Linked DNA regions of Mus musculus: region 2 is linked to region 1. Evidence: chromatin contacts called from ENCODE Hi-C or POLR2A ChIA-PET data. All regions are on one chromosome and are shown on one strand. The core of a region is the stretch at or near the end of the contact, and the rest is flanking DNA. Distances in the headings are between cores, read along the strand shown.

The links. Hi-C counts contacts between places; a loop is a spot of excess contacts on that map. ChIA-PET counts read pairs that join two places held with the same protein, here RNA polymerase II (POLR2A).
Region 2: a map of regulatory T cell shows a loop between it and region 1 (2.1-fold over the local background). The contact joins the enhancer-like site here to the promoter of Mcm3 in region 1. A Hi-C loop is called at or near these places in 1 of 37 maps with a recorded cell type or tissue (regulatory T cell). POLR2A ChIA-PET finds 5 or more read pairs at or near these places in 1 of 5 experiments (embryonic stem cell).

What each region holds. Positions count from the first base shown.
Region 1 is chr1:20,817,618-20,823,514 of GRCm38, reverse strand. It overlaps Mcm3 (minichromosome maintenance complex component 3), which reads left to right and starts at 3,203. Exons shown (of 17, transcript NM_008563.3): 1 at 3,203-3,384; 2 at 5,610-5,722. The coding sequence starts at 3,307. It also overlaps the pseudogene Gm20587.
Region 2 is chr1:20,937,551-20,943,447 of GRCm38, reverse strand. It overlaps Paqr8 (progestin and adipoQ receptor family member VIII), which reads right to left. Exons shown (of 3, transcript NM_028829.4): 3 at 3,798-5,897. All of the region lies in intron 1 of Gm51618 (a long non-coding RNA gene), which reads left to right. Among named protein-coding and RNA genes, the nearest start is that of Efhc1, 11 kb to the left of the region's middle. Within about 2 kb of position 3,105, at least 1 of the 3 ENCODE cell types and tissues checked has a DNase peak (open chromatin) inside an H3K27ac peak, as active enhancers do.

The sequences.
Region 1 (5,897 bases), core at 1,954-4,453:
ATGAGGTGTGGGGGTGGGGAAAGGGGAGGAGATGGTTTGTTTTCACTAAAGGGCAAGAGCTAATGATCAATATAACCATGCTGCAAATCAGAGCTCGCAAAGCCTTGAAGCATTCTTTGTCAGCTTCTGCTCTTGTTTGGTAACATGCTCTGCATTGGAGCTCATAAATACACAAAGCTCTCAGATTTGTTATTTTTACAACGCAACAAAATATAATCTCTTTTCATTTTCTACTGGCCCAGATTAAGTTCTGAAACTAATCGCTAGCGTTTCTCCTGATTACAACAGTAGTTGTAGTTTGGGCAGGGGTGGGTGGGGGTGGGGTGGGGTGGGTGTTGGAGATTTTGGAGACTTGGTGTCTCTTAAATGTGGTTTTTCTCTGTAGAAGACTTAATTGCTTCCCCCCCCCCACCCCCATTCCAAGACAGGGCTTCTTAGCCCTGGCTATTCTGGAACTCACTTTGTAGACTAGGCTGGCCTTGAACTCACAGAGATCCCCCTGGTCTCTGTCTCTCAAGTGCTGGAATTAAAGCCATGAGCCACCACGGCCCAGCTCATAATTCTATTTTAAACCAAAGCCTAAAGAGCGTTTGTATTTACTTATCATTATAACCTTGGGGTCATAATGTCCAATTTAAGCCACATACACATAATTGTTTTACCTCTCCCTCTCTCACATTCCTATGTGTGTACAGATACATCACTTTTGTTTAGTTTTGTGTTCTAATTAATTCAGGCAATAGGCCTCCTACATACATGAAGATTTCACACTTTAACACACTCACACATACATTCACAGTTTTCATATCTGACAGTTTTCCCTCTTCTCTCTCCATGACAGGGTCTTACAATGTAGCACTGGCTGTTCTTGAACTTGAGCCTCCTACCTCTGCTTTCCAAAGGGCTGGGATTAAGGATGTATCCCACTACAACCATCAGTCTTTCCTTCCTTCTGACTTCTTTTTGAATATCCTTTCTCTGGGTTCCCTTTTGGTTTGGCTCATTATTGATGGCCCTCCTCACTGTCATGATGGCATCATGCAGGGACCTCTTTGGGTCTCCATAAACTTCTCAGCGCCACCACAGAGGATGGTGGTACATGTCTTGGCCTTAGGGAAACCAGTGAAGAAATTGCACCTCTTGCCTCTAATTTGGGTCTCTTTAAACACCTGGCTGTGGCCCAGCACATCTGGAATCAGAGCATTCCCATTGGTCTGGGTTGAGCCTCCACAGGCCATCATTGTCCTTTTCAGATCCTCCTCAGGCCAGTGGCCAGCACAGAACATGTTCCTATCAGCAAAGTACTGGGTGGCCACATCCGCAATAGGGGGTTTAGAGAACACGACTTTGGCTCCCGACTATGACTAACTTGTCATAAAGAATGTTCCGCTTGGCATCAAGAATTGCCTGGTGCGTGTGAACTCTGATTTCAGCATTATCTTTCTCTGCTTTCAGCTTGAGCTCAACATTTGAGAAGGCAATTGTGGGATTCTCATAATTCTTGGGCTGCATTTCAAACCCAGACTACGAGAACGTGTTCTTGAACGCGACACTAGGCACCAACTGAGACTCCTCTAGGGCTCCACCCTGCACCTTCTTGGTGTCAGTCATTTTAAGCTACAACAACTCATTGAGCATCATCACAGCATCAGCCACCACCTTGGCAAAGAAGGCCTTCTGCTGGGAGATCAGCTTGGAGCTCAGGGCTTGGAGCTCAGGGCTGTCACTGCACACTTCCCTAGCATCTTCCTCTCTTCTACTTTATCTTGCTTCTTTATAGTCACAGCTATCTCTTTGATTTTGGGTGGCTGTGCAGAAAGCTCAGATGATGATCTGAGGGCATAACCCTTCCTTCACACAGGACTTCACCTGCTTCAGAAACTCCTCAGCCAGCAGGATCACCACGGTGGTGCCATCACTAGTGTCAGTGTCTTCGGATCCGGCAATGTCCACTAAAGTCTTTGCTGCAGGATGTCCACCATCGAGGAGTTTCAGAAGTAGAAATTGTTGTTTTGCCTTGGCCATCCACAATAAGTTGCCATGAGGACCCAGGGTGGTCTTATAGCCCCAGCAATCACTTGGCAAACACAGACAATGTTACTCACGAGCTGTTACTCATGAGTTGAGGAATGCCTTGAGAGCTATCAGTCCCCTCTTTCAACAGGATAACATGGTGGGCATCATCTTGGAAGCGGCATCCGGTACCCATAACTCATCTGTTCTCCACTTCAGGGTCGCCCACTCCAAGTGTTTTCTTTGGGCTGGAGACAGAAAAAAAGGAAGTACTTTGTATACTTTGCAATGCCTTGATTTTGACTGTTTCTGCATGCTGCTTTCCAGGCAGCCTCTTAGCAATTATTTCACCTTGTAAATCAGCCTTGGCCCATTAGTGCCTAAGGCAGAAAGCCAACAGATAGCAAGCAAAGCAAGCATGTGAACAGCAGTGGAACCCTTAGATATACTAACTATGCTTTTTTTTTTTTTAACAATCTGATTTTCTGCTTATCTATCTCATGACCTTGTGAAAGTGGGGAGAAATACGAATTATATATCTCTGTGTCTTCAAGGTTACAGATCAAGATACAGCAAATCAAGGCTGTGTTAAAGGCAATAGCATGATTCCGTGAATAAAATTTGTCTTTACACCATTTCTAACTTGCTCTTGGAATACTAGTGATGGCTTACTGGAGAATTTTGAATTCAGATTCCTCATTTTGTATAGGAGGAAATGAAGGCTAGAAGACAAAGTGTGTTAGAATCAATAATATGGAGGCTAAAGAGATGGGTCAGTGGGTATCCTGTTCGTCTTTCAAAAATACAAGGTGGAGAAAGATTGAGGAAGACACCGGATATCAACCTTTGGCCTTCATTTGTACCTGTGCATATGGGGTGCAAACTTAGACCTCCCCCCTCAGTAAATCCTAACTTCCGATTTGACAAAACTTCCTACAGGCAAAGAAAAAAAAAAAAGAAAAGAAAAACAGGGGGTGAGGTGGGAAGGACCACAACTCCCAGAATGCAGTGCTTCCTAGCCTTCCTGTTGCTCAATTTCCAGGGGGTGGGTTTTGAGCGTCCTCTCTGTACCATTGGTCAGACTTCCTATTAGGGCGGAGAAAGTGACCATTTCTCTCCAATCCAGGCACGGAATGAAAGGCTATTGAAGTGGTTAGCCAATCATAACGCGTCTCTGCTCCATGCTTCCTCCACCATAAACTTCCGTGGCGGGAAAACTTGGGAAGTTTTGGCGCCAAGGCGGTGTCACGCGTTTCCGGACTGTTTGGTGGCCGGCGATTTCGGAGCTGCGACATGGCGGGCACAGTAGTGCTGGATGATGTGGAGCTGCGGGAAGCGCAGAGAGACTACTTGGACTTCCTGGATGACGAGGTGAGGCTCGGGCCGCGAGCCCGGTGCTGGGGTCCCGCGGGTGACCGGGCACGGCTGAGGGGGTTCCCGCGGGTGACCGGGCACGGCTGATGGGGTTCCCGCGGGTGACCGGGCACGGCTGATGTGGTCCCCGCGGGTGACTGGGCACGGTGCTGGGGTCCCGCGGGTGACCGGGCACGGCTGAGGGGGTTCCCGCGGGTGACCGGGCACGGTGCTGGGGACCCCGCGGAGGACCAGGGCCGCTGATAACTTCTTTTCTCTGCAACTTCCTGTTATCTTTTTTTCTCTCCTAAAGATGTACCTCCAGATTTTAAAAGTTACATTCTTTTCATGTATTAGTTTCGTTATGAAATTTCATAAACACATAATGTATTTTGGTCATATTTCTTTCTTATCACTCCCTCTTATAATTACTGCTACTGATCCCCATAGCCTACTTGACATGGTACCCAGGCCTTGTGCTTGCCGTCTTCCTCTGAGCAGCCTATTTTTCTTGAAACCTCTTACATTAGGATATGTTAACTATACATACGGGTTACATTATGAAACTTCATAAGCACATAATGTATTTTGATCATTTTCATTTTCTCATTATCTCCTCTTGTCATTTTCTTGCTCCTGTATATCTTCATGAGTTACTAGGGTTTTCTCCAAAGTAATTTAGTTTGTCTCTAAATTCATGTGTTCCCCCCAAACCCCACACAACTTGCAAGGAGACTGGTCAGGTGTAAACAGGCTCTTCTTTGGAAAAGCTAATGTAACTGGCTCAGAGCCCTCAGATTTAATGACTGGCCTGATGCTGGTGAGGGTAGGAGCGAGACTAACAATTTATGACAGCTCTCTTTTTAGTGAATCAAGTGTTTTGTATGCAGGTAAAATGGGTTTAAGTGTAATCCAAAATTTAAAGCTATAGGATGTTGATGAGCCCTGGAAGTTTGTTGATCAATGAAAAGCAATTTAAATTTGAATTTTAAGAGTATTTAAATTACATTTCAAATATACATCATGATTTTGAAATATGTCTACAGTCAGGTGTGCTAACATCCAGATTTTAAAGTTAAATTTTCATATTGCAAGTTTTTTTGTTTGTTTTTACTAAGTCTTTAAGACTTAGGCCATTCTAATTCCCAATTAAAATGTAAGCATATAGGAGAACTGTTAATGATCATGATAGTATGTGATAGGGCATGCTGGACAGGAGGAAAGGGTTGTCTGCAGCTGTCTACTTCCTGGGCACCGTTGAGACATATATCAACATGCTGGCATCCTCATGTGTAAGTGACATAGTGGCTAGTGTCATCTTTGCTGGTGTAGGCTTTAAGTAGCTCCCAAGTCCCTGCTTAGGACTTTTGAATACCTTTATGCTGACCTCCCATGGTATAAATAGAACCCTCCCCCACCCCCACGATCAGTAACCCCTTTATAAATTGAATGCTCAGTGGTCCTTAATGCTCTATTGATAGAGACAGCAGGTGTGTTCTCCTTGTCCAGAAAGGCATACACCTGTTTTATAATGTAGGAAAGAACATTTTTCCGCTGAAAGACAGAAGTACGTTACACCAGAGGGCAAGAACACAGAACTGACCACCCAGCCTTTATGTAATATGTCCTTAAGTACCCCCAAGTTCTTGATGCAGTTGTAGACCCCACTGCTGAGCTTGCCTGCCTTCTGACCTTCTAATATTACTGGAATCCCTTAGATTCAGGACAGGCTTACTCTCACTCGACGATACCCCTTTCTACCAGTGTTTACAGCTTGTCACTGTGTACCCATCTGCTTGCTTGTTCTTTTGGCTGTTGCTCTTGAAGGAATCTTACTCTGTAGCCTAGCTTTGGACTCAGAGGTGATCCTCCTGCCTCCGATGCCTGAGTGCTGGAATTGTAGTTTAGCTCCATGCTCTACCTGAATTCAATTTTTCCTCTTTGTATCTCCTAGGCAGCTTTAGAGATCCAAGCTTGCTATGAATAAAACCAAGACCCTGTAGAAAGGGGACCCTCAGTTTCTTAGGTGACATTGACTTTATGATTCTTAGAGTCTCTTAATAGATTGTAGGTGAGGTCTGAGGCCAGCGGGTGAAAGGGGGAGACTGAAAAACAGACTTTGCGTTCATCTGGGCCCAGAGGTTTTGTTTCCAGGGTTGCTTCTGGTCTGAAACACATTTGACTTGTGTCCTAATTTAATATGTCAAATCACTTGTTCAATATGTCTTATTGGCGCTTCGCAGGAGGACCAAGGCATTTACCAGAACAAGGTTCGGGAACTGATCAGTGACAATCAGTATCGGCTGATTGTCAGCGTGAATGACCTGCGCAGGAAGAATGAAAAGAGGGCTAACCGGTGAGCCGTGACAGGGTTTCCCGGGGGCCCGCTGCTTTGGAGGGAGAGAGGAAGGCATCCTGTTTAGATTGGGAAGACCTAGAGTGCATGGGCTTCACCTACATACAGGCTGTCGTTGTCGTCTCCCAGAGAAGAGGTGGTCTCAGGTACTCCCATCTTCCAGTGTTGTGTTGAG
Region 2 (5,897 bases), core at 1,856-4,355, 120 kb before region 1:
ACTAAAGGGTGGCTGGGAACTGGGAAAGCTATAGATGATAAAATTAAGTTACCACTAAAAAAGAACAGGGAGGGGGACTTGTAAAAAGTTTTTTGTTTTTTTTTTTTTTTGGTTTTTGTTGTTGTTGTTGTTGTTGTTGTTGGTTTTTTTTCCCCATGTATGGGTTTTTGCTTATAGGAATGTCTGTGTGCCATGAGTGTACAGTTCCTGAGGAGGCCAGAAGAGGGCACCAGATTCCTTGGAACTGGAGTTACAGGTCATTAGGAGCCACCACAAGGGTGCTGGGAATTAAACACTTTGTGTGCTATCTGTACTTTCATTTGTCTTGAGTTCCCTAACTGGGGCCAGCAGACATTTATTCACAGCTTCCCATGGATAGTGCAACACAATAGTACACGCATGTATGTGCGAGCACACACACAATTGTGCATGCTCAGGCATGTGAAAGCCAGGGGACAACCTCAGAGCTGGCTACTTCATTTTGAAACAGGATCTCTCTGTAGTTTGGAGATTGCTAACTAGGGTGACTGGCCAGGAAGCCTAGGGGTCCTCCTGTCTCCACACCCCCCCCCCCGCCCCGCCCTGTGCCCAGCACTGGGATTACAAGTGTACAATACAGTACCCATTTTTAATAACATGGGTTCTGGGGATTGAACTCAAGTCTTGGGGCTTGCACAGCAAAGTATCCTTTTGGCATACTTTTTGTGGGACGAGACACAAAACAGTTGGGAATTGAGATGGGAAAGAAAAAGGCACGGTAGGGTTCTCCTGTAGACCTGGGGACCACAGTAACAGAGGATAGGTAAGCAGGCCTGTCTGTGGTTTGGGGACCCTGCTCCCCCTGATGCCTAGGAGAGTCTGTAATAATAGGAACATGGCATTAGAAATGTGGAAGAAAACAAAGAAATTACTCAAGATATAGCAGAACGCCCTCTCTAACTCTGTGTCTCTGAGAGGATGATGCACATCTCATCCCATCCTGGTGGAAAGAAAGCCTTCCCAAATGCAAAGGTGCCCTGCTCTGGAGAGAGATGCTTGGGAGCCCAGAGAGTGGGTACTGGGCTGTGTACAGAACCCAAAGCATTCTGCTCATTGTAAATGGTGGGAGTGACTGCCAGTGGTGTTCGCTGAAGGCAAACAGCCCCAATAGCCAAGCTATGGCATTATTCTTATATCAGAACCAGATTCCAAGAAACAGTATACAGGACATATATTTCTTTAGCTGTCTTTGAGAAAAAGTTGGCTCTGCCTGGAATAACGCTCGCGTTTACATGAATGAGACATGAGATACACTTACAGCATCGTGCCACCCAAAGACATGGTAATTTGAGGCCAGTTCGTGGTTCTTTAAGCAGGTTTATGGTCTAGAAAGTCTTTCTGGGGATTGTAGCTGAATCCTGGTGCTGAGTGCGTATGGAATTTCATCTCTGGTAGCAGCCAGCCCAGCAGTGTCACTCTGAGGAAAAGTGTGGCCAGTGTGTGCAGAAATGCACCAAGAACTGCACACAAAGGTTTGTTTTTCTACTGAGGGAGGGATGTGGAGGGAATCTACATAGCCCCCTTCTCTCGATTTAAAAGCTCTCCTAGTTCACACAAAGACATGGGGGAACATCTTTTTTCCCTATGTTCGCTTGGTTCTGATGGGGAAGAATGGAAACTTCGGATCCAAAGGCCTGAGTTTCTGGAAGACTCCATTACCAAACCAGGTAGTCCTGTGTTAATTTATTGATTTATGCCTCAATTCCTTATTGTAAAACAGGGGCAACAAAAATGGGAAGTACTAACAGGCTTGTTATTGGGGTGTGTGTGAAAGAAATTGAGAGAAAAACTCAGGATTAGTCAAGTGTCATAAAAGCTGGTACAGTTATTTATAGACTCTGCTGGCGAGGTGTCTTTTCATGTCTGCCCAGAAAATTACCCAGAGTGCAATTCAAATGCTAACAGAACGAGAAGGAAATATTTGAAGTCTTTCTAGGAAGCAGAACCCAGCATCCTGAGCTGTTTAAAAATACTCTGGAAACAATCTGCCACCCCCAAATGTGTGCCCACAGGAAGGCAAGAGCTTGCTGGGCCAGGCCCATGAATGGAAGAACCTAACAATAACCTGGTTTTGTGTAAATGGAAGGAAATAGATAATTGATAATTTAAAAAATTAAGAGCGACCAGAACACCCACCCCCACATTTCCTGGTTTCAGTAAAGTCCCCATAAGGGCTTGTGTGCTCCATCCTAACTACCAACCTCTGTCCTCACCATTCTCCTTTCTAAGCTGGCACACTTTGGACAAAACACAGCCAGAGTCCTCACTTCCCTTTCACAGTTGATGGACCTGGGGATGTAACCCAATTGATAAAGCACTTGCCCAGCAATCAGAAAGCCCCGGATTTGACCAGAATCGCTGCATAAGACCTTGCTATGATCACAGCACTCTGGAGTTGTAGGCAGCAGGACCAGAAGTTCAGCTACATAGCAAGTCTAAAGCCAATCTGTGGAACATGAGACTCTGTATCAAAACCATAGGGCTGGCGTGATGGCTTAGCTCTTAAGAGCTGATGGTGGCTCTTGCAGAGGACCTGGGGTCAATTCTCAGCACCCACATGGTGGCTCACAACCACCAGTAACTCCAGTTTCAGAAGATCCAGTGCCCTTTTCTATCTTTCATGGGCCCTATACAAATTGGAAGCACAGGCATACTTAAAGGCAAAACACCACACTCATAGAATAAACCAAACTAAACCAAGCCAAGCCAAACTCACCCTAGCTCTCCCGCTCACACTTCTTCCTGACTTTTTCTCCTGGCACCGATAACACAATGAATACACTTCATCTACTCGGTTTTCTGTTTGTCTACAACTAAGGGTACTGTGTGCTTTCTTTGCTACTGGGTTCCAGGGGCTTAGAGCAAAGCCTGGTACTCGGCAGTCCTAGCTGTTTGCGAGATGACTATCAGTGGATTCACGTACGCAGTTTTCAGGCTGGGCGTGCTGGGCTCGCTGGGCTCGCTGGGCGGGCTGGGCGGGCTGGGCGGGCTGGGCTCCAGCTAAAGGCTCTCTAGCACAGTCCTTGCTGGGCATCTGAGTCTGAGGAGGCATGTCATACAGTTCTCTCAACAGGAGAGCCAGTGCGCCACCTACTTTGTCTGCTAACCTGGCGTCATCAGGTTATGTACATGGCGTAACGTCGGGAGGGGGTGCAATGGAGCTCTTGGCATTCCTGTAAGCTGAACTGAATGAAGACTGCTGATTTCGTACTTTATAAAATGAAAGCAGTCAGTTGCTTAAAAACCTTTAGTTCCTTCCCCTGCCTCCAGGGACTTTTGGATGGCATTAACATACATTTTACTATTCAAAATGGTTTGATAAAACCTTTTTCTTTTCCCTCAAAACATTTGTTATTAAATAGGTCTATGGATTATCTTTTCCTCTCACTTTTCTACATTTTTTTCAATAATCAGATATTGCTTTTAAAAAACAAAATCAAGACAAACAAAAGACCCACCTTTCCACCGATCTTTCTGCACAGCTCCTTGAAAGGCAGGGAACCTTTGTAAAGCTCCACCCTTCTACTCTTAGCTCCTATCTGTCGGAGGAAGCCAATTGCTTGGGCAAGGGACAATCCCAGTGACACATGACGGGGATTTGGGGTTAGGCAAGATTATCAGACAACTTTCACGGAAGAATCAAACACTATTTTCAAAAAAACTCTGTGGATCTGACTTTGTGATCCACTCAGGCTGATTCTGAAGAACACAACAATGTAATTCATAATTTTTATATCTCAAAATAATGTAGGCCAAAATCAATTCAAAATCCAAGATCTTTAATAAGATTGTGATGTAGCTAGGAATATCTACGCAATTATACTGAAATCTGCAGAGAAATCAACTCCACATTTCTTCGAAGGGTAGTTTATTCTGCAGTAGACTTATTTTTCAAAGTTTTTATATCTTCCTAGTTTTAGATAGGTGTAGTGTTCAACCTCTTTCAGTTGGCAGTTGGCAGGCTAAATAAAACCCAGCTTTAGAATGAGCTCTGGGTCCATTACCAACAGGACAAAAATCCATGTGCAAAATCTGATTAATGATTATTCACGTAAGTAGGTTTATAGAGACAGAAAAAAAATCCCACACTTTTTCTTTAACCAAGCAAAACACAGATCTAGCCATGAAGCCTTGGCAACAAGCTCTGAGTGTACTGAGAGTGACAACATCACCCTCTGGAGGATGCAGGTGGAACTACAGAATAGTAACCAAACAAATGGAGGGCGACCGAAACAGGGCTAAACTACCCTCCTGTCAGGGCTCTGAATTCTATTTCAAGCTTCCAGTCTATGGCTTACACTATTGTTATTGAGAGACTTAAGAGCTGAAATTGTAACCCTGACATCTTTAAGAACTTTAAAATTAGTTTTATTAGAATTGGATATGGTGTTGGTGCAGCCTGGAATCCCAGCTCCTTGGCCGACTGCGACAGGAGAATCCATCTGGAGTTCCAGGCCAGCCTGGGATACACAGTGAGGTCCATCTCGAACAAAACAAACACCTTGAACAAGAAACAACAAAAACAGCCTTCACCGTCAAACAAAAGTCAGGATTCTGAAATGAGAAACAAGCCCCCCATGTCCAGTGTATCCTCTTCTTGAACTAAGTGGGGCCTTATATCAACCCACAAGAATCTTATTCATGAGAAAGTATAGATGACTGATGGTTTAATCTTATCAGAGGCGTTTACATATTAATGGGTTGAAAGTCTTAACTAAGAGAGGCAACAACCAAAATTTCTAGTTTTGGAGAGCAAGATAAACTATCTCCCTTATACCTTTTTAAACATTATGCTGATTTTGCAGGGTGACAAACTCCATTGTAAAATCAAGAGGCATGCATACTCCTCTTTACAATTTTTGGTTGTTACTTTTAAACTAGCCTAGTCTTTACCATCCTGATAGGCCCATTTTAATGACACTGTTTGAGGACTCTGAAGAGTTAAAAATCACCCATTTGTGTATGCATTTGTAAAGGCATTTGCATTATTCCAATTAGATACTGGTGTTTTCCCCCCACCTCAGTGCCCTCCCCAAATATCTATTATAAATACACGGTTGCTTGGCCTGGGGTGCACATCAATGGGAGAACTCTTTGTTAACATGTTGCAGGTCTTAGGTTCAAGTCCCAACTCCATAGAAATCACTTTCTTTTTCTTTTTCATCAGTTCCCAAGTCCATAGTTAGCAATAGTTGTATAATTAAACTAGGAACTGAACGCCAGTATCTCACGTTTCTCACGGGCGTCACGGGTGTCACGGGTGTCACGGGTGTCACAGACTTGTGAGGAACAGAGTTCAGCTCGACCCTAGGCTGCAGGACCATTGAATACCACAGATCCCTGTCCACAAGACTCAGAATGCCACACCTTTAGCCCTGCCATGTGGGAGGCAGAGACAGCTTGATTTCTATAGAGTTCTAGAGGTCAAGGTTTGCATGGTCTACATAAGGATTTCCAGGACAGCCTGGGTTATACAGTGAGATCTGATCTCAGGAAAAAGGAAAAAAAAAAATCTTTGTTCACAGATACCACCAGAAGACCGCCTTCCTCATCCCTTTCCTCTCTCACGTTTCCCACCAACTTTTAAAAGAATACAGTCTTTGAATCCACAACAGCAGAACTTCTAACACTTTCTGGTTCCCATTTTAAACAGACCCTCTACTTGGAGCGTTTACACATACACACCCTAAGAAGTCTTTGCTCAGTCCAAACCCGTTCAGTTTTGCTAACATTCCTTGGCATGAACTTGACCTAGACAATCAGAACCTTGGGTCATTTGGCTAGCATAGGCGTTCATCTTCTTGACCATGAATGAACAAGAACCCCATCTAATAAAACAGTGCAGGAGACACATGCTC